Linked DNA regions of Mus musculus: region 1 is linked to region 2. The links are chromatin loops, found by intact Hi-C in ENCODE. Cell type or tissue: left cerebral cortex. All regions are shown on one strand. Each heading gives the region's core, and the rest is flanking DNA. Links, peaks and the distances in the headings are about the cores only.

The links. Hi-C counts contacts between places; a loop is a spot of excess contacts. Peaks named below come from ENCODE experiments on the same cell type or tissue, not always from the same donor. Only the 100,000 strongest peaks of a DNase experiment are listed, where the experiment ranks them.
Region 1: it touches region 2 in a loop (2.4-fold over the local background); 3 of 42 quality-filtered maps call a loop at or near these places.

The regions. Positions count from the first base shown.
Region 1 is chr16:56,389,842-56,405,305 of GRCm38, forward strand. No RefSeq gene overlaps it. Among named protein-coding and RNA genes, the nearest start is that of Abi3bp, 80 kb to the right of the region's middle. In left cerebral cortex, for the core only: no CTCF peak of the experiment used is centred there; DNase peaks (open chromatin) are centred at 6,812, 9,895, 10,799 and 11,276.
Region 2 is chr16:56,470,148-56,485,611 of GRCm38, forward strand. It overlaps Abi3bp (ABI gene family, member 3 (NESH) binding protein), which reads left to right and starts at 7,699. Exons shown (of 40, transcript NM_001014423.2): 1 at 7,699-7,845. The coding sequence starts at 7,767. In left cerebral cortex, for the core only: no CTCF peak of the experiment used is centred there; DNase peaks (open chromatin) are centred at 7,701, 8,073, 8,350, 8,636 and 1 more place; H3K4me3 peaks cover 1,266 bases; H3K27ac peaks cover 753 bases.

The DNA of each region.
Region 1 (15,464 bases), core at 5,034-13,033, 79 kb before region 2:
CATGGCCTCTGCATCAGCTCCTGCATCCTGACCTGCTTGAGTTCCAGTTCTGACTTCCTTTGGTGATGAACAGCAGTGTGGAAGTGTAAGCTGAATAAACCCTTTCCTCCCCATCTTGCTTCTTGGTCATGATGTTTGTGCAGGAATAGAAACCCTGATTAAGACAGGGGCCTAGGTCCAGCCTGCACATGCTCCCTGGTTGGTGTCCCAGTCTGTGAGCTCCCATGGTCCCAGGTTAGTTGACTTTGTAGGTCTTCTTGTGGTGTCCTTGACTCTTCTAGCTTGCTCAGTTTTATCCCTCACTCTTATAGCGGATAGCCCCAAGCTGATCTTTTGGTTTGTTTCTGACTAAGCAGGGACAGGCTTTTCGCTTGCTTGAGAATGTTAGAGACAGGCTTGCCTTTTAAATCCCCAAATCCTTGCTTACCCCAGCAGTTCTAGAGTTTGGGGTGGGGCTATCTTTAAGGAACCTTTTACAACCAAACATAAACTTTAGACTGTTAACAGGATATTTAGGTTCCTAAGCCAATGCCTTAATTTCCTTGGATTCCAAAAAGAATTGGCAAACAGAAATTAATAAGGGAAAATGGAATTATTGACAGGTTGGCAAAAATGGGGAGAGAAAGTGCCTCCCCTTTCATTACCATTCCTGTATCATCTTGTATTTTATAAAAACAAACTATGAAGAAGAGACCAGAAGATATGCTGATTTAATTCTGAAGGAGACAAAACAAACAACAGAACAAACAAACAAACAAAAATGCTACACATTTTCTCCCATATAATGAACCTAAATATTTCAGTTTATTCTATTTATTTATATGTATGATTCCATCACATTATGTTACCCGATGTTGATAATGTATCTGTGAAATGAAAGCAGAATCAGACTGTTTAGAGGGAAGAAGAGGCTCAGGAGGTAGGGAGGAGGGAAAGGGGAGGCAACAAGAAATCAAGTGAGACCACAGGCCCTTACTCTGAAGTCTGGCCTGGCTCAGAACCGGTGATGCCCTGTTTCAGTTTCCAGAGCAGGTGGAATTATAGGCCTGCAGCCAAGACCTACTTCACTCTCATTTTCTTTATTTTTATTGAAAGCAATTTTTCATGCACTATATTCTAATCATATTTCCCTCCCCCATCTCCTCCCAGATCTTCTCTACAGGACCAATTCCATGCCTTTTTTTCTATCTCTTTAGAAACCCAAAAGGCAAATAAAACAAAAAAATCTCAACCAAGCCAGAATTAAAACAAAGCAAAACAAAGAAAAAAGTACAACACACACACACACCACACACACACATACGAGAGAGAGATCGATCATAAAAAAACACATCATAAAACATAATACACAAGCAAAAGAGTTTTAAGAGTAAGATTAAAAATTCTCAAACAAAGCATAGTATAACAGAAAGAATGTACAAAAATACCGTTCACTTTATTGTGTGTTGGCTGTCTCCTTACTGGGCATGAGGTCTTCTCATGACTGGGATTTGCTTGTACCTGGTGAGATTCCTTTAGAGAAAACCAATTTTTCCTTTGCGACCAATTGCCATTTGGAGATAGGTCCTTGCTTAGGGATGGGAGCTCATGCCGCATCTCCCTTTCAGCTCTGGGACCATCTGGATTGAACATGTGTGTCATACACGCATTAGTCTTTCGTTCTCCGTCCCCTCTGGCTCTCACAGTCTTTCTGCCTCCTCTTCCACAGGGTTTCCGGAGCCCTGAGAGGAGGGGGTTTGATGAAGACATCCCATTTAAGACTGAGTGTTCCAAAGTCTCTCACTCTGCCCATTGTCTAGTTCCTATCTTCTATAAGAGGAAGCTTCTCTTACTGTGGCTGAGTTGATACCCACTTATTTGTCTATGGGTATAGCAGAATGTCATTAGGAGTCATTTGATTGCTATGTTCCTTTAGCAGGAAAAAAGTATTTGGTTTTTCCCAGGACCACGGCCTATCTAGTCTCAGGTTCCCAGCCACTTGAGCCTTGTCAGGCCTGGGCTCCATTTCATGGAGCAGGGTTTAAATCCAATCAGACAGTGGCTGATTGTTCTCACAGTATTTGTGCCACTATTGCACCAATATATCCTGGAGGAAGCTCAGTTTTGTCGATTTGTCAGGGTTTGTAGCTGAGTTGGTAGTTGCCTTTCTTCACTGGTAGCTTGCAGAGGAGTCTTTCCAATACCATAAACACCAGCCTATAGTGCCACAGACTCTCATAGAGAATCAGCTTGACTTCTCTGTGTTCAGTGAGATATGTAAGTAAGTATTGTCTTCAGCAACAGGGACTTACCACTAATTTGTGGGAAGGCAAGCTATAGCCTTGGCAAGAGCCTAAATTTTGCAGATACTTTCATGGGACCTTTTGGCCAATAACTCAATTAGGTGTAACCTGTTACTGTCACTGGAAGTTGTTCTTGGTGGCAAAAGATGTCTAGTTGGAATATTGTATCTACTGTTGTATAGTTTTAGAGAGCCGAGGGATGGGGAGACTGGAAAAGGAAGATTAAATAGAACGGAAAAGAAGAGGTGAGTTAGAGAGGAAATATAGGGAGGACCAACACTAAGCATCATTTGCTGGGTCAGATGGAAACCTCCTCACTAGAGAATTTTCTTAAAATATATATGTTTGTGAAACATATATGGGTGAAAAATATATATGTGTATTATATGTTATACTTATTTAATAAATACTATGATAATAATAATAATAATAATAATAATAATAATAATAATAATGTAAGGCCATTTTCATGTAAGTATATAATATACTTTGAGTATGTCCCCCAGACCACTGTATCCTCTCTTTTCATACCTTCTCACTGGTCCCCTTTGTTTGCCACAGTTTCACTTCTACTGTAAGTCATCTGTGTGTATGTGGGGTGTGTGTGTGTGTGTGGTATGTGTGGTGTGTGTGTGGTATGTATATGTATGTATGTATGTATGGTGTATGTGTGTGTGTATGTGTGGTATATGTGTGGTGTGTGTGTGTGTGTGTGTGTGTGGTGTCATTTTTCCTTTCCTTTCTCCTTTTAAATATCTGCAGCTCACTGAACTCAGCTCACTCACTCAGTGTTCTCTGTTCACTTTCCTCTTTTTACAATACCCTAGGCTCACTGTGTTTTGCGCCTTTAGTACTAAATTTCCAAACAGAAGCTCTGTGCTATTTCAGAAAGTTAGTGACAGGAAAAGGAGTAGGAGGAAAGAAAGGGGAAGGACTGACACATAGAAACTAAATTTAGGTTGCGAGAGTGGGGTTTTTAACACTGAATGCATTTTGTGAAGCTTGGCATGCATTAGTGGGTCTCTTTTTAAGGGAAAATAATTTATAGAAATGTTGTAATGTCTTAAAAAGAAGTGACGTCTCCTCTTAGTTTGCTTCATGTGGCTAAGAATTCATGGCTATGGTTTATTGAAGATAATCACTTTTTCTCTATTTTCAACTTTAGTTAAGGCCAAGAATACAAAAAGGAGGTCTTTTTGTTAGATAAGTGATGTTTGAAAAGAGTTTGGAAAGGAGAATCAATAAATAGTCTAAGTACATAGTGGGCATTTGCTCTGCTAGTCTTGAGTGTATGGACTGAGCTAGAACCTGATTCATGAATAGTTTTTAAAGTGAGTTGAGCAGGGTAGAGAGATTTGATGGACAGGCACAATGGTGTCTGAGAGGCACCCTCTCATGAGGCTCAGGGGTCAAGGCAGGAGGCTGATCAGAGAGCAGATACTTATACTACAGCCTACCTTGATATAGCTGGATTAAGCATATAGCTGTGTTCAAGGCATCAGATTAATTCTGTTTTGTACATATGAAAGGCTTATCAGTGTGAAGACGGTCTGAGCATCATTGCATTATTTTCTAAGAGCAACAGTAGTAAGGCCGTTTGTCTGTGAGAAATGGCAGAATTCAAAGTTGAGATGACTCTGATGAAAATCCCATTTGTCAATTTTTGGTATTATTTTCCAACTGGAATCTTACTCAGAAAATGCCAGAGTGTCAAGTCTTACATCAGTGATCCATTTGGAACTCATTGTTGTAGATAGTGAGAGATGGGATGTAGCTTCACCCTTTTCCGAGTTCCTATTCAGTTTTGTTAGGATTATTTGTTGAAAAAGCTATCTAATTTTCCAATCTATATTTTGGTAATCTTTATAAGTTGTTATGAAGATTCCTCAACCAGCAAAAAGACTTCCAAATAGGCCTACCATATGGCCCAGCTATACCAAATCTTGGTTGTTACCTAAAAGAGTCCAAGCAACATTCTACTTGCACACAGATACAATATTTATTTTAGCACTTGCATAATAGTTACATTTTGGAACCAACTTAGGTGTTCAACAGTAGTGGAACAAACAGAAACTGTACTGTGTACATAAAATGAAAGTTTTTTTTTTAGCTATAAAAAAGAGTAAAGCTATGGCATTTGCGGAAAAATGAATACAACTGGAGGCGATCATTTTATGTGAATTAAGTTACTTTCAGAATGATAAGTTGTCACATATTTCCTCTCATTTGTACATACTAGACTTGGTAGATACATACAAATCACACAAACAACATACACAACACACACACAGACACACACTCAGGTGACTTTAGAGTAGAAGTGAAACTGCATGGCAAACAAAGAGGACCAGTGGGAGGGTATGAAAAGAGAAGGTACATGAAATTCATAGGCAAATGGATGGAACTTGAAAATATCATCCTGAGTGAGGTAACCCAGTCACAAAAGAACACACATGGTATGCACTCACTGATAAGTGGATATTAGCACAAAAGTTTGGAATACGCAAGATCCATTCACTGACCATATGAAGCCCAAGAAGAAGGAAGACCAAAGTGTGGATGCTTCAGTGCTTCTTAGAAGGGGGAATAAAATACTCATAGGAGGAAATATGGAGACAAAGTGTGGAGCAGAGACTAAAGTAAAGGCCATCCAGAGACTGCCCCACCTGGGGATCCATCCCATATCCAGCCCCTGAACCCAGTCACTATTGTGGATGTTGGGAAGTGCTTGCTGACAGGAGCCTGATAGGGCTGTCTCCTGAGAGGCTCTGCCAGAGCCTGGCAAATACTGAGGTGGATGTTCTCAATCAACCATTGGACTGAGCACCGGGTCCCTTATGGAGGAGTTGGAGAAGGGACTGGAGGAGCTGAGGAGGTTTACAGCCTCATGGGGTGAGCAACAGTGCCAACCCCCCTGCCCCAAGAGCTCCTGGGGACTTGACCACCAATCAAAGAGTACCCATGGAGGGACCCATAGCTCAGGCCACCACATATGTGGCAGAGGATGGCCTTGTTGGATGTCAGTGGGAAGAGCAGCCCTTGGGCCTGAGGGTGTTTGATGCCCCAGTGTAGGGGAATGCTAGGGCAGGAGGATGAGAGTGAGTAGGTGGGGGAGCACCCTCATAGAGGCAGGGGGAGGGGGGATGGGATAGGGAGTTTCTGAAGGGGAGACCTGGAAAGGGGAAAACAATTGAAATGTAAATAAAGAAAACATTCAATTAAAAAAGAAAAGAAAAGAAAAGGTACAGTGGTCTGGGGACATGCTCAAAGTATATTACATTCTTGCATGAAAATGGCTTTATATTATTATTACTACTACTATTATAGTATTATTAAATAAGTATAACATAATACATATGAAGTACATATATAATATATGATAAAAAGCTGAGATGGTAGTTATAAAATTTTGTTTTTAAATTTTTAGTCATAAACTTTTTGACTTCTAGAAGGAACAAAAAGAAAGTAAACTCTAAGAGTAAAACTGTTACCAGTTTATTCACACTTAATACGTGTGTTTGGATGTTACATTGAATTACTGCAGCAGTGTCTAAGATGAGTTCAAATGATGGGCCGCCTCTTTTATTAAAACAGTAACTTCAGAGCATTCCTACCCAAGGTCAAGTCACTGAAGGATGTGCTGATGTAGCTCACATCCTAGACCATTTTTTGTTCAAATGTGTGAAACTTCTTGGAGATTTTTGATAGCTTTAACTGGTGGCTCATTCTTTTGCATAGAAGCTGGGAAGGAATCAAGAGTCAGACAAAATAGATTATTCAGAGTGTCTGTTCCTTAATGTATAAAATGACTGAGATCACAGCTGTTTATTTGTCAGCCAATGAAAACATGGCTTATCCTTCATTTATTATAAAACCATAAGTAACAGAGAAAAAGTAATGAAACAAAACTGAATATGCAAGACCGAAAGAGTACAGAATGTGCCTTCAAGAGGTCAGAACAGATTTCTCTCCTTATCCTTCTCCTGCGTCCCCCTCCCACCTCCCCTTTCCCTTTTCTTTATCTTTCCTTCTGTCTTCTCTCCCCTTGTTATTAAATTGGAAGAGCAAAGATTATGCTTTATAAACATCCAACCAATCCAGCTTGCCTGAGCATTGCTTTATCTTCAGTATCTCTTGGGAAATACTCTGTAGGAGAGATATGGCATGGGAAATACTCTGTAGGAGAGATATGACATGGATCCAACCTGTCTCACATTTAAAACAGGATTAAGGCCTCTTTGATAAAATGGTCGAATGCTCACATATTATCAAGAGTCACATTTAAATGCATGCCACATTGTCTCATTTGTAAATCATCAACATTCGTTCAAGGGACGGCAGGCATGCATGACACAATCTTAAGTGCAATGTACATGATAAGGAACGCTCCCCCATGCCCCTGAAGCTTGCACTGTCCTTTAAAAAAATCTATATTGACATGCAACCCGTGGAGAAAGCTGATGCTGCCTAAAGTAGAAACGTGGCCATCCTACTGAAGTGGAACAAAGTCCTCCTCTCTTGTAAAGGCTTAGATGTAAATTCCTGTGCTATGTGGCAATGTTGAATGTGCATGAGGGCCGTAAAGGTTGGTGGTGTTCCAGACTAGTGTTTACATGAAGTCGTGTTTATATGACAGTTAGCAGGCACTGGCACACAGCTCTTTGAAGTTTATTGTCAGCCACATAAATCTGAAGCTGTAGAATAAATCAAGCACGGCAGCTTTCTACTTCTGTTGGCACAGTGCTATGAACTTCAGTTTTATGTCTCAATACAGAACCCCTGGGAACCTGAGGTCAGTGGGTAGAGCTGCCTGACAGCTTGGATTGTAATTTGATGCTTTCAACTCTATTTAATCTCATCCTTAGCCCCACTTCACACCAGTGATCTGTCATGTCCAATCCTCATAAATTTTTCAGGTATGTTATTTTTTTGGAAAAAATAATCTTTGCTACTGGTGTTTTATAATCTCCTTTAGCTTTCATACCATCAAGAGAAATCTCATGTCCTTGTTTAATTTTATTTGAAGATGTACAAAGGTATTCTAACAGTCACTAATATCAATTACCAAATATTATCTGTAGTTATTAGTAGTCTTCCCTGCTGCAGTCCTACTGGCCCATCTGACTATTTCTGGATAAAAGGTACATATTTGGGGGCAGGCTACCCACACTTATCAGGACAGATTGGTTCAGGACTAATATGCTCCTGCCTCGACATCTATTCTATATTTTGTTTACTTGTATGATTAGATGTGAAGACATTTTAGCTATGGATCTGCAAGCTTGAAGATTCTGGGCTGGGCTCACTGTTCAGTTACCTGGCTAGCATTGTATAAATTGGAGTAAGAAATCATTCTGTCATATGGATAGAACTACTGAAATGGCAGGAGAGGCCCTTGGTCCTGTGACGGCTCGATGCCCCAGTATAGGGGAGTGCCAGGGCAGTGAGGTAGGAGTAGGTGGTTGGGGGAGCACTGTCATAGAAGGGAAGAGGTGGGATAGGAGGTTTGCAGAGGAGAAACCAGGGAAGGGAATAACATTTGAAATGTAAATAAATAAAATATCCAATTAAAAAAATACCCATGGCTTCCTGGATGCCACGTTTCCTTGGTTCACCTTTGATTGCTTTCAAGGATCTTTCTCTGTGTTTCTCATTGGAAGCCTCTATCTTATAATTAGCACCCATGCTGGATTTGCTGCCCCAGTATTGCTCCTGCGCACTTAATTTGTCTGTAATCCAAATTATCCAAAATGCATATAGCTGATGATCATGTCACTGTCTTGTTTCTAATCTTTGGACTATAGGATAAAATCATAGCTTCTCACTCTCTGTTTCTGCTATTACTCTGAGTTTTTTTTTTTTTTTTTTTTTACTATAAAACATTGATTACTTCATGGAATCTTAAATATAGCATTTGCAGTGGTGGTGCACTTGGGAGGCAGAGGCAGGCAGATTTCTGAGTTCGAGGCCAGCCTGGTCTACAGAGTGAGTTCCAGTACAGTCAGGGCTATACAGAGAAACCCTGTCTCGAAAAAACCAAAAGAAAAAAAAAAAGAAAAAAGAACGACTGAGATGTCAGGATTTGCTACTCAGCTTAAGCAGGAGTTACTTTTCTCACACTAATATCTTGCATGATACATGAGTCAGAGTAGGGTCTGGAGGGCCGTTTACACGGCTGCTTTATAATACTGCATGGAGCTTGGATTGAAAGCATTGGACTTCTGGATGGTACTTCAGGAATCTCTGTAGGTGCTGAAATATTTCCCGCCCTGAGATGAGATTTTAAAGTTCCTGTTCCCCACTGGATTTTTAAAAATATATTGAGTTTTTATAGTATTGATGCCAAAAGTTTTCTTCCTAAAAGTATTTTGATTGTTATTTTAAGAGAACAAAACATATTTTTTTCAAAGATTTGCTTTTAATATGTATTTAAAAAATAAGAGCAGCACAAGTTTATTGCAAGAGGCATTGTATTGCTTATACACAATTCTTATAACATTTGATGCAATTTCACTTGCTTTTTCCTTTATAGTATAAGCCAATCTCCATATTACCTTATGTTGTTTATGAATATTATTTTACCTTCTTATATTTTAGCTAGAACATCCTTTTAGCTAAGGTTATAACAATGAGGACTTCAGCCTCCTTCTCTATTGGGTTCTTATGCCCACATGTGGTGCTTTGAATATGCTTGACCCATGGGAAGTGGCACTATTAAAAGGTGTGGTCTTGTTGGAGGAAATGTGTCACTCTGGGGGTAGACTTTGAGACCCTATGCACAAGCTTCACCCAGTGTGGAAGAGAGTCTCTTCCTGACTGGGCTAAGATGTAGAACTCTGGGCTCCTCCAGCACCATGGCTGCCTGGATCCTGCCATGCTTCTCCATGATGATAATGGACCGAACCTCTGAAATATAAACAAGCTCCAGTTAAATGTTATCCTTCATAAGAGTTGCTTTGGTCATGGTGTCTCTTTACAGCAATGAAACCCTAACTAAGACACCACATAAGGAAGAAATGGGTAGAACCAGGACTCTCTCTTTATATAAGTGTGTGCACACACACATGGCAGGCCAGTTGACAGCTTAAAAACTCGGCTCCCCATTTAATAAAAAGTTGACACTTATCTGGCTTCCAAACCTTGGCACACAGTTAGAAAACAGAATCAAACGTCACGAGATCAATTTGGGGTTCCCTATCATCCAGAATGTCTGAAGGAGATTGTGCACAAGGGCTACTTGGATTTGTAGTACTCAGAAATACCAGCAGGAACCTGTCAGATGAGAATGTTTCTGCAAGGGAAAGAAAGGCTAAGACTCTTGAAAACGTGGGGAAAGGGTTACTGGAATTAGGGGCTGACTCAAGGTGTTGAGTGTAGCCTATGAGTTGAGTTGAAATAGGGAGGGTACTGAAAAATATACATTGGTTTTAGAAACTTTCCTGTCTTCTTTCATATTTGCAAGGATGAGTTGATTGAGTGATGAAATGCAAGCAAATTAAAATGTTGGGAAGATAAGTTGGGAGCGAGAAAACAAGAGCGAGACACTGAGTCTGCAAATGGTTCTAAATATGTGTGGCTGTGGAGAGAGAAGAGAAAAACCAGCTGCGGAGGAGGTGCGAGGCAGCTTTTTAATAGTGTAGCTTAGGCTGACAAGACAGCTGTAGACTTGATATTGTAACAGAGAAGAAATAAACATGTATTTTTATGCTGCCTCCCTTACAGTTCTATTGCTGTGAAGAGATACCATGACTTGAGGCAACTCATAGAAGAAAACATTTAATTGTGGGCTTGCTTTCAGTTTCAGAGTGCTAGTCCATTATCATCCCGAGAGCTCTGCATCTGATTCTACAGGGAGCAGGCAGAGAGAGACTGACACAGAGAGATAGAGAGACAGAGAGAAACAGAGATAGAGACAGAGGCATGTGTGCATACATACATCCATCCATAAATGTGTACATACATACAGAGAGGCAGACAGACTGGGTCTGGTGTGTGTGTCTTTGAAAACTCAAATCCCACCAAAGGCATACTTTCTCTACCAAAGTTACACCTTGTAATCCTTCCCAACTCTACTGACTAGGAGCCAAGGATTCAAACATATGAGTTTATGTAGGCCAGACTTATTCAAGCCACCACATATATAGTTCTTGCGATCATAGGTTTCATTAAATATTAACTTATGACGCTTGTCTGCTTTCTCTCTAGATAGCCAAGGTAAAAAACTATGTACAGTTTCTTTTAATATTTAAAATGAATATGTTGATACTATCTTTATAGCAACATTATTTGATGCAATTCTTAATGATTATATATTCCTGGTTTTGATAAAACTTAGTTTTAATAAGTCTTTTGAGATGTAGTTTTTCTCCCAAATGGTATGTTTTCTGGAAGAAGCCACAATGGATAAGTAAGAATAGAGCTGGCAGAAACGGTTTTTAAAATATGAACTACAGAGTTAAAATTATAACTAACAGTGCTTCCCATCCCACTAGGTTAGGAGAAAGCTGGTTATAAATAGCAAAGAATGCTGTGGATTGGCTTTTAGCTTCTATACGCCTATTTTAACTGTTGTCTGAGGAAGCCACCAAGGATGTGTCTATCCTGGGTGCACAGTACTCTATGCAGCTTTTTCATAGCTCTGTTTTATATTTGTTTATTATAGGTGATGGGCTACATGCATTTGCTATTGCCCTTGACCTACTGCATGGCTTCTATTCTGGAAGATTCTGCATTGTATCTAGTGTTTTCTATATGCCGTATCATTTTCATCTTTGTTTGGAACCAATATCTCTAATAAAACACTCTCAAGTAATTTCTTGTGGAGGAAGAGGTCCATGAAAAGGGGATGTGTATGCGCTCTTACATTTATGAAAGGTTTTTTCCTTGCCCTTTGTTTTAGTTAGGGTTTTACTGCTGTGATCAGATGCCATGACCAAGGCAATTCTTATGAGGACTACATTTAATTGAGGCTGGCTTACAGATTAAGAGGTTCAGTCCATTATCAAGGTGGGAGCATGGCAGTGTCCAAGCAGGCATGATGCAGGAGGAGTTGAAAGTTCTACATCTTCATCTGATGGCTGACAAGAGAAGACTGGCTCCAATGTGGTTAGGAGGAGGGTCTCACAGCGACAGACTTCCTCAAACTTTGCCACATCTACTCAAGGCTGCACCTCCTAATAGTGCCATTTCCCGGACCAAGCATATTTAAACTGCCACCTTTGATCTCAACTGATAATTTTTCTGGGTATTTTAGGTTTAAAACTCTCCCTTGAAATATTAAGAATATTCATACTTTGTGTTTCTTTTATCTATTGTCACACAATGAAATATAACCAAATTCTTTATTGTAGGAAGACAAACAGACCCAGCTATTTAAATCTGTTCCTCCTGAGTCTATGTGTTGTCTAAATGGTTCTTGTCTCAGGCAGACTTCTCATGAGTCTGGTCAGCTGAGAGAAACTATCTGCTGATTGTCCCTGGTATAATACATAGTTGAGGCTGGCTAGTTATAGGTTGTTCTGGGCTAATGTCCTCTGGAGTAACTAAGCTCTCCTCTCCGTGGTGCTCATATATTCCTGCAATTATTTTTTCATGTATGCCACCCCAATATGTTCCCATGATAATTAGATCTTTCTAAATCTCTTTTGCTAACATCTCATTGTCTGATGCAAATTATATTACCGATTGAAGTCAGATGAGAAAGAACTATAAAGAATGCATATAGGACCAGGTGTGGTGATACACATCTTTAATCCCATCAGAGGCAAAAGCAGGTGGATCTCTTGAGTTTGAGGCCAGTCTAGTCTACCTAGTCTATATGCCTAATTATAGGATAACCAGGGCTACACAAAGAATTTCCTCTCCTTCAAAGCAATATTATACAGACTGAGTAGGATGTATTTGTGTAATTTGAAATATATATATTTAATTATGAGCAAATTGTATTTATGTATTTAGGCATATGTATGCTTAACAATTAATGAAAAAGAGTATATGAAAATGTTTAGAATAGTACTTATCAATCTGTCTGTCATGACCCCTTTGGCAGACCTTTATTTACATTATAATTGATAACAGTATCAAAATTATAGTTACGAAGTAGCAACAAAAGTAATTTTATGGTTGTAGTCACCACTGTATTAAAGGGTCTAAGCATAAGGGAAATTAAGAACCACTGGTTTAGAGAAAAGGGATGAGGGAAATTATGTAATCATAATTTTAACAAAATTAAGACGAAGAAAAGAAAAGAAAGAAAAAGAACCCACCAAGTCCAATTTGTGCTGAGCATTTTTTCCTAGGTCTGGTGCTACTTCTGGAGCATGGTTGGCTGACCTTGAGCCACTCATGTTTTTATTTTACTATTTTATAAATAACATTTTCCAATTAAATGCCTTTCCCAAGTAGGAATAAACCAATTATGGAAGGTTTATGTGGAATGAGTAGTTTTTATCAACAGGTCTGCTTTATATTTGAGAAGGAAAATGATGAAATTGTTGAAGTTTAGGCTAACTCCAATGTCCTGAAATTTGCTAGAAAGAAAACATTAATATTTATGATAAGTTCTAGTTTTGGGCGAATGTTTAGTGTGTGTGTAAAGTGCCTGTGGCATGGAGCTTGGGTGGGGAATACTGGCTGGTACTAAATGTCATGGGATCCCCATTCTTAGCCTTGTTGCCCACCCCTTCTCTCAAGGTTTCCCTATTGCTTCCTACGTGGTGCCTCTGTTGAGTTGTCTTGGACAAGTTGGTGACCATGTCCTCCCCAGGAGCTCCGTCTGTCCTTTGCTGTCATTTTAGAATCAGTTTGTGTGTATTATCAGATGATTTCCCTGAACTACACGCCCTTTGCTGGGGGGTGGCTCTTAGCCCTCGGACGTCAGCATTCAAGGCCTTGTACGACCACGCATTCACTTCTTGTTCCAAAGTATTCGCTCAACAGTCTCTCTGCTTGAGTCAATCTGCCCTCTTCATTTTTCTTAAGATATGTCTTGTTTTTTTTTTTCTACTCCCCCAATTTTATTTGAACGATGTGCCTCATCTGGAATGTTCATCAGCTCTCTTCTTTGAGTTCTTCCCATATTTCAAGGTTGAATTCATGTTTCTGATTAAGGTTTTTTTTTTCCAGAATGTCCAAGACTGCAGTGGAATGTTTATTCTCTGTTGTGAACATTACAACATAATTACTACATAATCTGTAGTAGATTATCTCTAGTTAGGAGGCAGCAGGGAAGCTTGGAGCTCAGGACTTTTCTCAGCTAAGCAGCTCTTACCACACGGTGTATGTTCTTATCTTTTCTCAGTCCAACTATCAATCAGCTGCTATGTTGTTTCATTCTAAGCACCAGAACCTTAACCTGGCTGTGAGTGATGCTTAGATATGTGTGTGGCATACGTGGAGGGTTTTGTGGGATTTGGGTGAAGGAGGCAAATATTTTTTGGACATATATTAGGCTTCTTTACAATATAGATTTTTGTACTGTCAAAGGAAAAGAAATGGAGCCTCATTATTTCATAAAAGATGCAGGTTGTGTTGAAACATTTGTTTCTGTAAATCGTTTTTTATTTTGATTTTTATTTGCATTGTTATTTTTCTTGGAAAACTGGAAATGTATGTATTTATATACACTTAGATAATATGTCTCATCCTCAAATTCAATACCACTTTGTTACTATGGCCTATGATATTACCATTCCTCAAAAAAAAGAGAGAGAGATACTTACATATCTTTAATCTCAACTCCCTCATATAAAAGTCTATATGCAGCTTCCCCTCCAGCACTCGTCTTGTCTCCTCCTAATTATTTTCTTTATGCCCTTCTGCAAGGACTAATAATTGTATTATATCATGGACATTGTCTACAATGGGGCTACACTAGGTGGTCCCAGGAAAATAGACTTCTGTTGTTCTTATTTCCTCTATCAAAGAGTTCTGCACAATGTCTGGCACAAGCAATGCTGAAATATTAGACTGGAGACACTCTCCTGTGAACAGTCAACTCACAAGCTCCTAATGTGTGTGTGTACTCTTAAAGTGTGCTAATATGTATATTCAAAAATTATCTTTTTTTAACTAATAGTCTTTTGTTATCATAGTAAATATATCATTTTTCTAATTCTTATTTAATAGTTTAAAAATCTTTATCATCATTTCTTAAAACTTTGTTTTCTTATGTTTTTATTACCATGTATTAATTCTATATAGCATGAGTTTCAGTGTGACATTTTTGTAGGTGTATAAATGTATTGTGATGGTTTATATGTGGTTGGCCCAGGGAATGGCCTATTTGGAGGTATGATCTTGTTGGAGTAAATGTCTCACTGTGTGTGGGGGCTTTAAGACCCTTGTCCTAGCTGCCTGGAAGCCAGTATTCTCTTAGAGGCCTGCAGATGAAGATGTAGACTTCTCAGCTCCTCTTGCACCATGCAGACTGGATGATGCTGCCATGTTCCCCGTGCTGATGATAATGGACTGAACCTTTGAACCTGTAAGCCAGCCCCAATTAAATGCTGTCCTTTGTGAGTTGCTTTGGTCATGGTGTTTATTCATATCAGTAAAACTTTATCTAAGACATGTGGTTTGCACATGTTAAACCCTATTAACTCTCATGTACAAGAGTACATGGGGTCTAACCCTATTAACTCTCATGTACTTTCTACTCTTGCTGACCCCTTGACTCTTCCCCGCTAACAAGGATCCTTTCTGTTTTCATGTCTTTTTCTTTTGTGATTTCATTTTGTTCACAGGAGGCAAATGTCTTTTGTTTTGTTTTGTTTTTTAGCTTTTTAGTTTTGCTGTATGTAATTTGCTAGTATACACTATCTGTGTAGCATGTTGTATGTCTGATGCCCCAAAGAAAGCATCTGATCCCTTGCAACTGGAGTTACAATTCTTGTGGATGTTAAAGATTGAGTCCAGGTCCTCTGGAAAAGCAGTTAATGCTTTTAATTACTGAGCTCTTGGAAGGGTTATTTCCAGACATGAACACCCTTTTAGTGGCTGTATCACTGAGAGAAGCATCTTGCAATCCCTATCATCCATTGTCTAAAGCCTTGGGGAGGGTTGGCACCTCACCAGCCACTCTCCTTTCCATGGCAGGACACTGACAGGCTCCATCTTGTGTATGTCTTATTCCAGCAATAAAAACCCCTCTGAGTTCGAGTGCAATGGCCATGTTGTGCTTAG
Region 2 (15,464 bases), core at 3,419-11,418:
GGTTTGTGTGCTATGTGAGTAGCTTCTCCATTTCAATATGAAATCTTCAATAAAATTTGTGTTATTGGCATATTTGTGCTCTAGAATGAGAATAGGACCAATCCATTTGAGGTCTCACTATTTGACCTTGAAAAACATTGTCTGTGTTCATCAGACTTCTTATGCTTCAGTCTTTTTGCTGGTGAGGTAATAGAGACTTGGGTGTTTTGTGGATCAGGTTAGATAGGCCTCAGTTTGCCTATGCCGTAGTTTGACCCTCAGGATCCTGTTTTGATGTTTCTACCTACTCAGAGTCTCTTCTATGGTAGCTGTTTTTCTCACTGAACTTTTGACTCAGCCCATTTTACATCCTTTAAAGTTAATAAGAGATAATATCTTTATTTATATACTATCAGGTAGGTACTTAGCACTCCATTAAACAGGGTAGAATTTGAATACAAAGGAGAATCTATTACTTGAATGTGTACCTAAAAGTTGATGTATTAGACATCTTCAGTATTAGAAACTTAATCCCTAGTGGAATATTGTTCAGATATGAGTTAAAAGGTTGATTATGGGTATTCTAAGTTTCTGGACTAATATCCATTTATCAGTGAGTACATATTGTGTGAGTTCCTTTGTGATTGGGTTACGTCCCTCAGGATGATGCCCTCCAGGTCCATCCATTTGCCTAGAAATTTCATAAATTCATTCTTTTTAATAGCTGAGTAGTACTCCATTGTGTAAATGTACCACATTTTCTGAATTTGAGGGGCATCTGGGTTCTTTCCAGCTTCTGGCTATTATAAATAAGGCTGCTATGAACATAGTGGAGCATGTGTCCTTCTTACCGGTTGGGACATCTTCTGGATATATGCCCAGGAGAGGTATTGTGGGATCCTCCGGTAGTACTATGTCCAATTTTCTGAGGAACCGCCAGACTGATTTCCAGAGTGGTTGTACAAGCTTGCAATCCCACCAACAATGGAGGAGTGTTCCTCTTTCTCCACATTCTTGCCAGCATCTGCTGTCACCTGAATTTTTGATCTTAGCCATTCTGACTGGTGTGAGATAGAATCTCAGGGTTGTTTTGATTTTCATTTCCCTGATGATTAAGGATGCTGAACATTTTTTCAGGTGCTTCTCAGCCATTTGGTATTCCTCAGGTGAGAATTCTTTGTTTAGCTCTGAGCCCCATTTTTAATGGGGTTATTTGATTTTCTGAAGTCCACCTTCTTGAGTTCTTTATATATATTGGATATTAGCCCCCTATCTGATTTAGGGTAGGTAAAGATCCTTTCCCAATCTGTTGGTGGCCTTTTTGTCTTATTGACGGTGTCTTTTGCCTTGCAGAAGCTTTGCAATTTTATGAGGTCCCATTTGTCAATTCTCGATCTTACAGCATAAGCCATTGCTGTTCTATTTAGGAATTTTTCCCCTGTACCCATATCTTCGAGGCTTTTCCCTACTTTCTCCTCAATAAGTTTCAGTGTCTCTGGTTTTATGTGGAGTTCCTTAATCCACTTAGATTTGACCTTAGTACAGGAGATAAGAATGGGTTAATTCGCATTCTTCTACATGATAACCACCAATTGTGTCAGCACCATTTGTTGAAAATGCTGTCTTTTTTCCACTGGATGGTTTTTGCTCCCTTGTCAAAGATCAAGTGACCATAGATGTGTGGATTCATTTCTGGGTCTTCAATTCTATTCCATTGGTCTACTTGTCTGTCGCTATACCAGTACCATGCAGTTTTTATCACAATTGCTCTGTAGTACAGCTTTAGGTCAGGCATGGTGATTCCACCAGAGGTTCTTTTATCCTTGAGAAGAGTTTTTGCTATCCTAGGTTTTTTGTTATTCCAGATGAATTTGCAGATTGCCCTTTCTAATTCATTGAAGAATTGAGTTAGAATTTTGATGGGGATTGCATTGAATCTGTAGATTGCTTTTGGCAAGATAGCCATTTTTCCTATATTGATTCTGCCAATCCATGAGCATGGGAGATCTTTCCATCTTCTGAGATCTTTTTAAATTTCTTTCTTCAGAGACTTGAAGTTCTTATCATACAGATCTTTCACTTCCTTAGAGTCATGCCAAGGTATTTTATATTATTGTAACTATAAGATACAATTTGTTAAACACATGAAACTCAAGAAGAAAGAAGACCAAAGTGTGGACACTTCGCCCCTTCTTAGAATTGGGAACAAAACACCCATTGAAGGAGTTACAGAGACACATTTTGGAGCTGAGACGAAAGGATGGACAATCTAGAGACTGCCATATCTGGGGATCCATCCCATAATCAGCCTTCAAACGCTGACACCATTGCATACACTAGCAAGATTTTGCTGAAAGGACCCAGATATAGCTGTCTCTTGTGAGACTATGCCAGGGCCTAGCAAACACAGAAGTGGATGCTCACAGTCAGCTATTGGATGGATCACAGGTCCCTCAATGGAGGAGCTAGAGAAAGTAACCAAGGAACTAAAGGGATCTGCAACCCTATAGGTGGAACAACATTATGAACTAACCAGTACCCCAGAGCTCGTGTCTCTAGCTGCATATGTATCAAAAGATGGCCTAGTCAGCCATCAGTGGAAAAAGAGGCCCATTGGTCATGCAAACTTTATCTGCCTCAGTACAAGGGAATGCCATGGCCAAGATGTGGAAATGGGTAGGGGAGCAGGTGGGGGACTTTTGGGATAGCATTGAAAATGTAAATGAAATAAAAGAAAAAAGGTTGATTGGTTGATTATGTCATAGATTTGCCCTCAGAATGGATTACTGTCATGATCTGGGAGTGAAGTAATAAGATACTGAAAGTATTACAATAATGAATCTATTCTGTTCTCTAACATACTCTCTCACCTTGTGATACCTTCCACTATGCTAAGATTTGGTTCAAAGGGGGATCCATAGAGGGTGTGTGTGTTGTTTTTACAAATTATCTACTCCGTGATGTTTTACTGTGTCTTTATAATCTAGGCTGGGCCAGAAGGCCAACTTCAAAACTAAGAGATGGACCATTTAAAGACCATTTGGTCTTTCCAGACCAAAGGAAAAAAATTCATTTTTTTACAAGAAGAAGTGAAGCCTAAAGCTAGTGGTCAAGATGCCTTCTGAAAGATTAAAGAAGTACTCAAACACTTGTGTCCCTTTCTCTGCTCTGTAAATCATGCGAGAGAAAGTTTCATGCTCTGGCCAAGTGTACCCTCACTGGAGCGGATGCTTGTCCAATTGGATCATAAGTCTCATTCAAGACAAGTAATTATAGACATGAGATTTGGGCTGAAAAGCAGAATGCTGGGTTTCCCATTTAGAATGAGTCACATTAAAAGTATTTTTATTAGCATCCCAAAAAACCACAGCATATCTTCATATGTTATTAATTGAAAATGTATATTAGCTTTAAAAAAATCCTTTACCATGGTTTCTAATGTACTAGAGACTAAAAATAGTGGACTAATAGGTTAAATTTCTGCAAAGAGCTTCCAAGATTTGAAAGATTTATCTAAGTTTCAATTCAAGTCTAGGAATTAGTATTGAGCAATTAAAAAACTAGCTTGGAATGACTGAAAAACCATGATACCTATTTAGGTCTGTGTTGTAGAAGTCCTCTAAACTCAAGCATTTTATCCCCATCTCCCAAGAGAGTATATGTAGGTTGAGGCACTGTGACTATTGCACTATACACCATTAGCATCTACTGTTTGTAGAAAGGGAAAAGAGAACAGGTCTCCAGGTTCCATCTTCACCATGTGTATCACTTTCCTGACACAGCTTGTGTGCATAGGGACAGTTGGCTATACTTTACCTTGTTCCAGAAGAAATCAACACAGCTTACAAAGTCACATAAATTAAGACTCCGAGTAAAATACGCAAGAAATAAGGGTATGTGTGTGAAAAATGGAGCCAGCAATGATGCTTAAAAATGCACATCCTAACCTATACACTCAGTGTGGGTGGAGATAAATTTGGCACTGGTTTTCTAGGAATCTGACAAGAGAGAGAAACCCGGTTACAGTGCTCCAGAGATAAACACAGTTGCTCAAATAACTAGTCAGAGCAGTTTTGGAGAGAAAGATTGTCAAAGGCTTTCTGTAGTGTTGCAATCATGACAATGTATATGGTTCAATAAGCAACATCTAGCAACACAGGGCACACTGTGAGTCAAAACTAATCCTTACAGTAGACTTCAATGTAGGCTTTATAAGGAAGCATTCTGCTAAAGCAAGATCTAATAAAGTACTTGAAAGTAGTCCAATTATTGTCAGGTCTGCAAAAGTCTGAAATTTTTGCCATATGCACAAGTAAGCACTCGTTTGCTCATGGATGCTGGCCTGAGATGCAAGATTCCTGGGTTAAAGACAAAGGCCAGCATATTACTCATAGCAATAGCAATAGCTTGGATATTGTTTTCATCAGAGCTTAGACTCCCAGTCTCTCCAGAGCAACACAAATAATGGGTGATACCTGTATGTGATGTGGGTAATGTTACGGAACAGGAACACATCTTTTAAGCTAGGAGACGACATGTATTCTGTTTGCTCTGTAATAACATAATCCTGTCTTCCAAGGCTACTGCAATGTACTTTTTGGAGGAGGTAGTCTAACATAGGTAGTTGGTGCCTTTGATCATAAAATCTGAAGAAACAAGAGATTCCTCAAAGAACTGACCTTTAACAATTCTTTGTATTCCAGGGCTCTCTGCATTTACCTAGGACTAACTGTTAAAGAATTCTTAGGAATCTGTAGGTTTTATGACCTTTGACATTTGCTTTGCATGTCCCCATTGAATTCTTGTACACTGTGAGGGTGGTGATCAGTGAGACACGGAGGACCTGTATTCTTAGAAAAACCACAGGGTAATTATGACATTTTGTGTTCCTCAAATAGCTCTTCCTAAAGATTCTTTTGACTTATTACTTTTTTTTATGAATATTAGTGAGAGTGGGTTTGGTAGTCTCCTACAAGTATCTGGAGTTTGGTATTTCTCCACTTTCAAGTAAGACAGTCTTAAGCAGTCGTTCTTTAGTGAAGATGGAGAAACCAAATAGAGTCACACAAATAATTTCAAAGACATCTCCACGAGGTCCAAGGTCAGGTTCAATTTTTCCTTAAGAATAGCCTAAAACCTTCCTACAATTATGTGATCCAAACCCCAAGGCTTTACTCAATGCGAGAAAGGATGTATTCATCTTGTTTGTGTTGGGACTCTGAAGGCAGTAAAATTTATAGTCATTAGAAGATGAAATGAAGTATCCTGTGTGTGAGGTCCCTTCGTCAAGTCACTTCCTCTCCCTGGCCTGAGCTCTTATATTGTCAGTGTGTCTGTTGAATGCTCGTTTGTCCTACTAGCTAGAATATCTTTTCCTGACCAAACATTAGAGGCTAGCTTCTATTTAACTGGTGTCCAGTTGGTTCCAAGCAGCAAATAATAACTTCTAACATTGACTGGGCTTCATCTGCTCGCCAAGCAGAGTCTTAATCCTGAATTCCATTACCTAAATCTCCCACCAGGCTCACACTGTTTTGACCGAAGAGTCTCTTTTACAATATTTCTGCTAGGTTTGTTTCCTTTGAAATCTGTCGTTTCTTCTGATGCTGTGATCTTGTTCATGTAGCTTGATGGCTATGGGCTACAGACACAGAGCCCGGAAGGGTGAGTCTGAACTCAGGTTTGAGAGAGCTGCCTGTTCAAGCATAAAAACAGAGCTGAGAAAGACTTGTTAAATACCCCACCCCCTTCCATGGCCAGTGCCAGAACATTCTATTGGTGAGGGCTCAGGATGTCAGAAACAGATGTCGTGAACCGGTGCATCCTCTCACTTTATTTGAGAGATGTCATTGTCTCTTTAAGCTGCATTTATTTATTTATTTATTTATTTATTTGGTAAGCTACCCTATCATGCTTCATTTGACCCGTGCCATTCTATTTCCCTCTGACTGATTTTTGGCTTAGTTATAGCAACTGCTGAGAAAGGCTATTCCCAAAGACTCAATTTAAACATATAAACAGCAGTCACTCAGAGTTCGGTGGGAACCCAGCTGTCCCTGCTGTGTACTTGTGTTTGGGGCAATGTGATGCCATAGAAAAAGGCACACACAGGGACTTTACAGATAAACACTGTCGTTGCTATTCTTCTTAACTAAGGGATTTGCTGTTGTTGCTGTTTATTATTGTTTACAGTAACTTTATCGTGCGTGCTTTCTGCATGCCGGACACTACGAGAAAAAAAAAAAGCTGTTGTTGAATTTACAAACCTGGTGCTGCCCTTTCTTTTTCTTTGCCTGCAGGTGTGCCTATGTGTTTGTACACATGTGCACTTGTGCATGAATATACTATACTTGTGTCCCTGTGTGTCTAGGTGCCTCTGACGGTCAGGGGCTGACACTCAGTGTCTTCTACAGGTGTTCTTGTCCTTGGTTGTTTTGCTGAGTCTTGATCTCAGTGAGGCTGGTGGCACCGTAAGCCTCACTCCAGGGTTCTTCCTACCTCTGTCTGCTCAGTGCTAGTCCGAGTGCATGCTGTGGTGCTTGGCTTTTTACAAGGACAGTAGGACCTGAACTCAGCTCCTCAGCTTGAATAGCAAGCTACGGTTCTGGTCCTCATCCTGATTTTAGAATTTAAAGTTTAGTAAGGTCTACTAGATAGCTACGGGTCCCATGGCCTACTTAACTGGCTACCCTTGCTTATTTGTGCCATGATATTGGGCCTTTTTCTTCACCTCCCTCTGCTTGATTTTCTATCAATAATGGAAGTCATCGCAATGCCCTGCTCATGAGTGGATCTGAAGAATGATGCCTTAGTAATGTGTAAATTGAGTAGATCAATGTCTGTCATGAAGAAAGTCCTGTAACTTACATGGTACTGACAACATAAAGAAGAGGTTTGTTTAAAGCAGTTACGTGGGATCTAAATGTAAAACTCAGTGCTCTGTTACAAAGCCCGTCTGGATTCGGCAGACTCGACCTGCTCGGTTAGACCACCTCTTCTCTCTACATCTCAGCCTTTCTTACTAGTAAAATGGAGATAGATCACACCATGGCCCCAGCACAGCCACTATGGCAAAGGTCATTGCGGAGAGTAGCCCAGTGTGGGGATGAGGCACTGTGCTACCTCTCCGTCTCTGCATGCTCACCTATGGAATATGTTGATATACATAAAACATATATGTATGCATTTGTATGTGGGTATATATGTACACAGTATATAACTGCACAGCTTAGGACTCCATTGACATTCCTCATAAATTATAGCTACAGAATAGTTCAAAATATATTTTTATGAATTCACTTCCAGTTTAAAGGAAGGAATGGATTGGTTTCCTGGCTAACTAAAAACAGTTTCCATCTTAATAAAATATTCATTTTATATTTTAGTGTTTTGATGGGTTTAAGTGTACGTTTTTATTCTTTAAACTAGTTCATCAAATGTTTCAAAGTTGCCTGAGTAGTTCTTTCATGGATACAGATTGTTCATAATTTCAATTCTTACACTGCGAGGAAAGAGAAGAGGCAAGCTGTTGCAGCATTGGAGAGGGAAATGTGATGATATGTTTTTGCTGTTGTGCCTACTTTCTTTCTTTTTCTTTTCTTTTCTTTTTTTTTTTTAAGTGTGTGGGAAAGGGTGTGATGTCATCTTGTCTCCACCCCCTGTGAGTAAGCCCACAGCAGAGAGAGCAGCCTCCCGCCTCTGTCAGTGGAGGACGCCCACTTAAATGCAGTTCCAGGGTTGCAAGGCACCCAGCCGCATCACTCCCCGTGTGAGCAGGCAAATGCAACATGCTCTCCAGCCTGGGGTGTCTACTTCTCTGTGGAAGTATTGCACTTGCTCTGGGAAATGCACAGAAATTGCCAAAAGGCAAGTAGCTGGGATATTTTGTGTTTTAAAAGTAAGATTAAGAGTTGCTTGGTTTTCGCTGTTGATATGAAATGTGATCTGCTGTACAATATGGGGGAATTGAATTATTCTGCAGAGAGTCAAAGGTCCTATGTGTGAAGGGGGTGACTCAGGGGTTGTTTTCTCTCGCACCCCTGTGATTTATTTTGTGAGCTCAGCTTCTCCTAGCAGCTTCTAGTGGAGTATGTTCACACGGACTGGAGTGGTGTGGTTTCAAACTACAGTATCTGTCTATCAAATCTGATTATATAAACGACTATTGTGGCTTGTTAGAGTTATTTGGTGCTTTTAGCCCTGGCCACAGAGACGGTGGAGAGTGGCTTAAGCCCTGGGAGTAGCTTGTTCTGAAAACCGAAATCTTTTGCAAAAGTCACAAACATACCTGTGGGGTAGGGGCTGAGGGAGTCTAGCCAGGTCAGACTTAAATACAGTTTCGAGCTAAGTAGCAGACAGGGCTCTGCAGTGGAGTTTGGCAGAGAATTTGATTTGCTGGACAGGACACTCCCCCCTTCTCTTGACTAAATTGCTTATTTTAGTGTTGGTATTTTGTTTACAAAAGTCATCAAAAGAGAAGTAAATTTTCTAAGTTTAGACCCTAGGCGCAATCTTTGGAACTCATTAGCACTAAATCAGGATCGTCTTCCTTGTCCTGTCTGTGAACATAAATGTTGTGTGAACTTTTGCTTTTTCGCAGAGGCACTTTACGTCGGTGGAGGCTTTTTATGGCTACAGACTGCTGTAGTCAGCAGGATTATAAGGAAAAAAAAAAAAAAAAAAAAACCCACGGGCTGGAATTTACCGTACAGTTAGGCTGAAAAAATCTTAGAGGTAACGCACAGCACAGACTCATCAAAACCGAGTCTGAAAGAAAAGCTGGTCAGAACGCTTAAAGGACACTTCTGTGTCCTCTCTCTGTAGAGTTCGGTCTAGGATCATCTTGACTCAAAGGCAAAGCCCCCCACCCCCACTGGGTAAAGTGAAACTTGAATCCAGAAGGCTGAAGCATTTGGCTAGTTAGCTCACACGAGGATGGGAACTGTAGCAAAAGGCAAAGGAATCCTCAATTCTGATCAAATGATTATGCAAAGAAAGAAATATGAAACACCCTTAGGCTTTCCTCCTTCCACAAGTTTTATTCCTTGATCATAATAAACCCTGACTTAATCCATAATTAATTGTTCACATTGATGTAACTTTTAACAACTTTGACATTTGAAAAGAGCCGGTAGCACTGTTTTAGTTTCAAAAATTACCGGTGTTTTTATTTTACTCTGTATTTACTGTGTAAGAATGATAGGCAAATTTGGTTACTACAGAATTATGTAAACTCTAAATGTCTAAATTTTTCCGTTGTCATCATTAGATAGAGAACTTTTGGTACAAGTTGCCTTTGTTTGTAGTGATAAAGAAGAAAATATAGGTGCAAATACTTGCCACAAAAATTTTATCTCTTTTCTTTTGTCAACCAATGGTTTGCATCCAGGTTTCTCTTGTAATGTTTCAACAATCTATAGTTTTGGTTAGTCTGAACAAAACTGTGTGTGTGTATGTGTGTGTGTGTGTGTGTGTGTGTGTGTGTGTGTGTGTGTTGGGGTTGGGGGGTGAATTCTACAATGGATGTTACCATTCTATATGATCCAAGTATTTCTCAAGAAAAAAAAAGTAACAAGCCTTTTAACCCATTGTTTTCCAAACCCTTTTGAATGATAATTCCCTTTCTAATCGAGTAGCTATGACGTCTTTCCAGAGACTCTGTGTGTTGGAATAAGTGCTGGGATAGATAGATTCTTCCTTACATCCTTAGAGTTTAATATCTGTGATTTAAGAAGAGAATAGAATTTAGAGCCAGAAATTAATGATGGCTGAACATAGTCCATCCCAGACCTTTGCATTTGTGGACCAGTGAAAATGCATGCAGGTTTGAATAGCAGGGTCCTGTTAATAAGGGTCACAACTGACTTTAGCCTTGTGAGAATGCTCAAAGCCAGGGAAAAATCCTTGCTGTTCAGGAAACCAAGCCATTTTCATCAGTTTAAAGAAATAAGTGCATTTAACTAGACAAACAATTCAGTCTGGTGTCCATCTTTTTTCTTATTTTATTAAAGAGTGGTTAAAAACTCCATCAAAGGCCAATATTTGGAAAACACTGGCCTATCTTAACTGTTTATATAAATGAAGATACTCACAGTAGGGGAGATTTAGTAACTTTCCCATGTTAATGGCAAAACCAGGACCAAATACAAATCTTGCTTCCTTCTGGGTAAACAGAACTCCTGATCTATCCTATGAATCAGGTCTGCAGCACACATGGGAAAGCTAACTCTCCCTTAGATCATATATAGTTTCTCATACAGATGAAGGAAATCAGACTACAGCATACTTAAAACCATCTTTCAGAATTTCCTAAAAACATACCATCATTTTATATACTGGTATTATATATTATATAATATAAGCATATATATTTATAAGAACCCACTTGTTACATGTCATGGTTATTTGCATATCTAGTCACATATCTTATTTTAAAAATAAGTTGTTAGAAAATTTTTGTTTTTTAAAGTTTAATGTATCTTTTCTTGCTTTCATAAGTTGATGACTATATTCTTTGGTAGTTCATTTATTTGCATCTCCTGTCCAAACTGTGAGACATGTCCAATAGCATGCAAGGTAGCATGTTCTTGATGGAGAGGTGATAGGATTACCAAGCACTGTCCATATAATAACATAGGGGGAAGGTATCTACTGACTTGTGTCCTAACCATCCTTGGCTCATAGGACAGATGTGACTGTCCACAGGAAGTGGCACCTTTGCTCTACTGGCCACTGCTCCACTACTGAGAACCCTAATGGCTCTCCTGGTGAGGTTTACTTGAACTTATTTTTAAAACTTATTTCTTATATTTTTTGATCTTGGTTTTTTCCAGGAGGAAAATTAAACTATGACTCTCAGACACTGGAGAAAACTAGCATATTGCTTTGTGCTGTTGGGAGCCCCCGTGCTCCAGCTCCTTCTGGGACTTGACTTTGGCCACTATAGAATTGTCATCTTCCCTGACACATGTGCTAAAATAAAAACCACAGAGTACAACATGGTGTGAAGAAAGCCAACACAGTCTTATAAAGGGGCGCCAGAGGTTTGACAAATCTCTGTGCTGAAACTCCTGTGTATAGAAGGAAAGTGCTAGCTCTACTGGGCAGCTCTCTTACTTCTCATGAAATATGCAAAAGAAAAGTCACAGAGGAGTACTTGAGATACAGATGTGACAACATGACTAGGGGGACATAGAAGTCTTGGATACATGGGAGATAGTGAGCAAGTGGCACTTTGCCTTGAGTTCTTACTCAAACGAGTAGAAATTCTTGTCATATTTCCTAACTGCCCAGTCATCTTTCCAGTGCATCCTCTTTTCCCAGAGGACCCTCGTTCACTTCCCAGCACCTGTCAGAGCAGTTCACAACTGCTGTAGAAAACCCCCAAACTCCAGCTCTACAGAATCCAAAGCTTTTTTGGGCCTCAATGGATACAGGCACACGTGCTCATATCCATAAATAGACTTTGACTCTCTCCCCTCTCAATTAAAAACAAAGTCATCTTTATTTTTTAAAGTGGACAGATGAATAACAACAATCAGAGCTATTAACTGCTACCTATTATTCAATTGGGTAGTACCCTTCTAGTGAGCAATGTGGTAATTTAGTGTTACATATTATTGATGCAGGAAATCTAAGCAGGCATCTTGTTCCTCTCATTTTATAGAATATCAGATTATGCCTCCAGGTGTTTAAATAATTTGCTCCAAATCATTTATCCAGACAAAGATCCTAGCCTTAACTTCAACATAGTATCAGCTCCCTGACCCATGTAAAGAAATACTAATTAAAAAAAAAAAAAAAGCTGTGCGCCATGTCTGGAGTATGGAGACGAAGAAGATAAAGCATGGGTATGTCTTCTGGTAGCTGACTGGTGAGCAGAGCTGATGAGAGAGAAGCCCCTAGGCTTTGAGAACAGCTTGATGGACTCAATCCAGACCAGAGGCTGATCTGAGACACCCAAGACAGGGCTGAGAGACAAGCAAATCCGAGGGCAAGGAAGAATTTGGCTGAGAGATGAGGGAACCTTCTTACTTAGCCTCCAGTGAGCTTTCCAGCAACTCACCTTGGGGCTGGCTCTCACTTTCTACAGCACCCTTCTGAAGAAAAGGATACAGCAAAAGAATGTATCACTCAGAAAGCCTGGTCTGTCTCTCCAAGGGACAGATGACATTTGTGAGGCCGTGGGAAAATGGGAAGGTTAACACCCAATGGGTGAAGGGCTGATTTTATTTTAATTTTTGTTGTTGTTTTTTGAGACAGGGTCTCTCTGTGTAGTCCTGGCTGTCCTGAATCTTGCTCTATAGACCAGGATGGCCTAGAACTCAGAGATCTGCCTGCGTCTGCCTCATGAGTGCTAGGATTAAAGATGTGCTCTACCATGGGCTAAGGGCTGATTTTATTAGAATAATGTTTTTCTGCATTTCTGGGACAGTATTAAAGAGTACATAGGAAGAAATTATTTGGTTTTAAAAAGGTTGTAAAACCATAGTTGAGGCTAAGTTTAGAAACCAATGTCTTAAAATAAATTTTGCTGATGTTAATTATTCAATCATTAGTTATACATCCAATGGATTGCTCTATTGGGCTATAAGATACAAACTATTAAGGAATTTTAGCTCTCTGTTTTTCTTCATTGCTAATGGGTTGCAAGGCAATGTTTGAGAATACAGTTCATCAATATCATAGCAAAAAAGGTTAAGTTTTTTTTTTAATAGGTTAGTTCCTGACAGAACGTCTGTCTAAGGCAGAGGTAGAGTGTCTAATGCAGGGAGAGCCAGTAAGGACACATGACCGACCCAGAGTTTCTATGTCGGTGACCAGCCTCAGAAAGAATTCCCTTTGCTTGTTCTCTGATGGGCACTGATAAAAACAAGTGCAGAAGGAAGAGGAGAACTTGCTAAGAGTGGTCAGAAAACTAATGGAAACTTAAAAGGTAAGATAATCTAATATGAGGGGTCACTAGAATAGTAAAATAAAACCAAAACTTGTCTTTTTAACAAGCATAATAAATTAAAATAAATAGCATCAACTACAAAAGGTAAAGTGCTAAGTATAGAATGGGAAAACAATGGTAAAAGTGCATATATTTTATTAAAATAACATTAAACATATAATCAAATTGTTACCTAGCATGATGAGCAATTTATATAAATTATCCTCCCACTTATGATATATCTTATTAACTTAATAGTATATTGACATTAGAATAATAAACCTTAATCGTATATTATCTACTGCAGTATAAAAGTTTCCATGAAATTGGCAGCTCCAGAAAATGCATTTATTGTTGCAAAGTTTCTCGCTTAGAGGGAATTCTCTCATTCAGTGTCTTACAAAAGGCTGCAATGGAGGTTCTAGCACTGCATTTCATCCGAAGGCTTGGCCGGAGAAGGTTCTCTTTCTAAGATCTTATGGTTGAAAGTATTTAGTCCATGAAGGGCTGCTGGCGTAAGGGTCTATTGGACAGAAGTCACCTCAAGCTCTTGGCTGTGTTGGCCTTTCCTCCGTGGCCAAGTGCCTAGAACAGTCTGCAGTCGGAACATAAATCACACCCATAATTGCAGAAGTAAATATCTGAAACTTTCATTGCTGTGTGGTTTTGGTTAGAAGCAACTCAGAGGGTAGAAGTAGTTACATTCCTCAGGTTAACTTAAAATTATCCCACCGTAACTGCCCAAAAGGCTGTTTCACGTCCCTCCGTCATACGGTAGTACCGTGAACACAGGAAATGTTACTCCAGGGAACACACAGGTGTGAGCATTGACACTCCATCAGCTTCCCACAAAATTCAGCCTTCAGTGACAGATGCTTCACAGGAGAGGTGCCAGTCAGCTTCCCTATATGGCTGGAGTTAATTCTGAGCAATCCTTGAGAAGTGACATGAGGTCTTATTAGAAAAGTGAACGCGTCCAATGTGAACCTTATTTTCTGATTGAAAGGGTCCAGTCGCTGCCTGGATTCCTTGGTCTATGTGGAGAGACACATGAAGCACATTTCCCCAAAAATCTCTTTCCACAGATGCCATGTTTGTCAAAGGAGAAGACATAAGAAACAAGAGCTTCTTAAGAGACAAATTTTAAGTAGTCTGCACTCATGAACTTACCCTACAGTCCTCAGAATAACAGGCTTCTGAGAAGTTTGTGTGGTAGCTTTAAGAGTAAGCATGAATGGTTACCATGAGGTCAAGCTAACTTTGTGTCTTGCGGAAGGATATAGACATCATTACTGGATGTTGTGGAGAGAAGTTGGAAAAACTAAAGGACCTTCGTTCAGACACCTTTTACTGTTAATAAAACAATTATATGTGCTCTCAGCACACAAGGCAAAATTTCGATGGCACAAAGAAAATATTCTTAGCATGACACTGGATTATTTGATATCACAAAGTATGATGTTTGATATTAGGATGTCTATGGACAGTTTAATGTGAACACACCATGTGGCTTTTCCCACCCTTTGTGTCTCTTGTGCTGGGGTGGTTTAGAGAAGGCATATGGCAGGTAAGGGTGGCCCCATTGTCCCAGACCTAAGCGTCCTGTGGTCAGAAAGACTGATTTCCACTAAACCCTTCCATTGTAAAACAACCTTAGTGTTCTCCATGTTTTCCCATCTAATAAATCCTTGACCTGTATTCCTAGTCACTGGCATGGCACTTTGAGATGCTTAGCGCTACACTAGGGTCTGAGCTCCTCTCAGCCCATGAACAATGAAGTCTGCTACTGTTTGTCCTGTGGAATTCTGGAAATGAGGGAGAAAGGAGACACATTTGTACACAGATTGTCTTCATTTTCCCAACCAGGTGCTGTCCATCTGAGGCCCATCCAGTGGACAACCAAGGCAAAACCGCTCATTCTGACTATCTTCTGGTCAGGTTAGAAATTAATATTAGTGAGAACTGAGGCATAATTCATACTTTCCCTATGCCACAGCAATCTTGGCTATACATGGGCACAGCTGAAAGATTTCAGCTCAATCAGTAAGGCTCTGCCTCCGACTCAGTTTCTACCTAATTAGTGTGTTGTGAGAGGCTTAATAGATACTTCATGGATGGTTTGAGTGCGACTAAGGACTACCGATCAGTCTGGAGGAGTACGGTGTAAAAGTTAAAAGTTGCAGGTAAATTTCTTTGTTGGCTAAGGGTTAAGTTGTGAATTTCTATACATTTAAAAATGATTATCACTTTTTCCTCGTTACCTTATTTCAGGATTTTATGACCATGTTTTGTAAAAAGTTCAGACATCTTTGTCAGCTATAGAAGAGAATGCCTAAATTTGAGGCACAGTTTTGTTTTTCTTTTTTCTTTTCTTTTCTTTTCTTTTCTTTTTTTTTTTTTTTTTTTAGCATTAACACCTGGGTGTAACTGGTTTCATAAATCTCCTGTGAAATCCCATGACTATATGGCTCAAACACACCATCCTGTCAGAAAACCTCAGAAGCCAGGGCAGAGAAGCTGTGGCTGCTCTTCTATCTCAAGGAGTTTGACC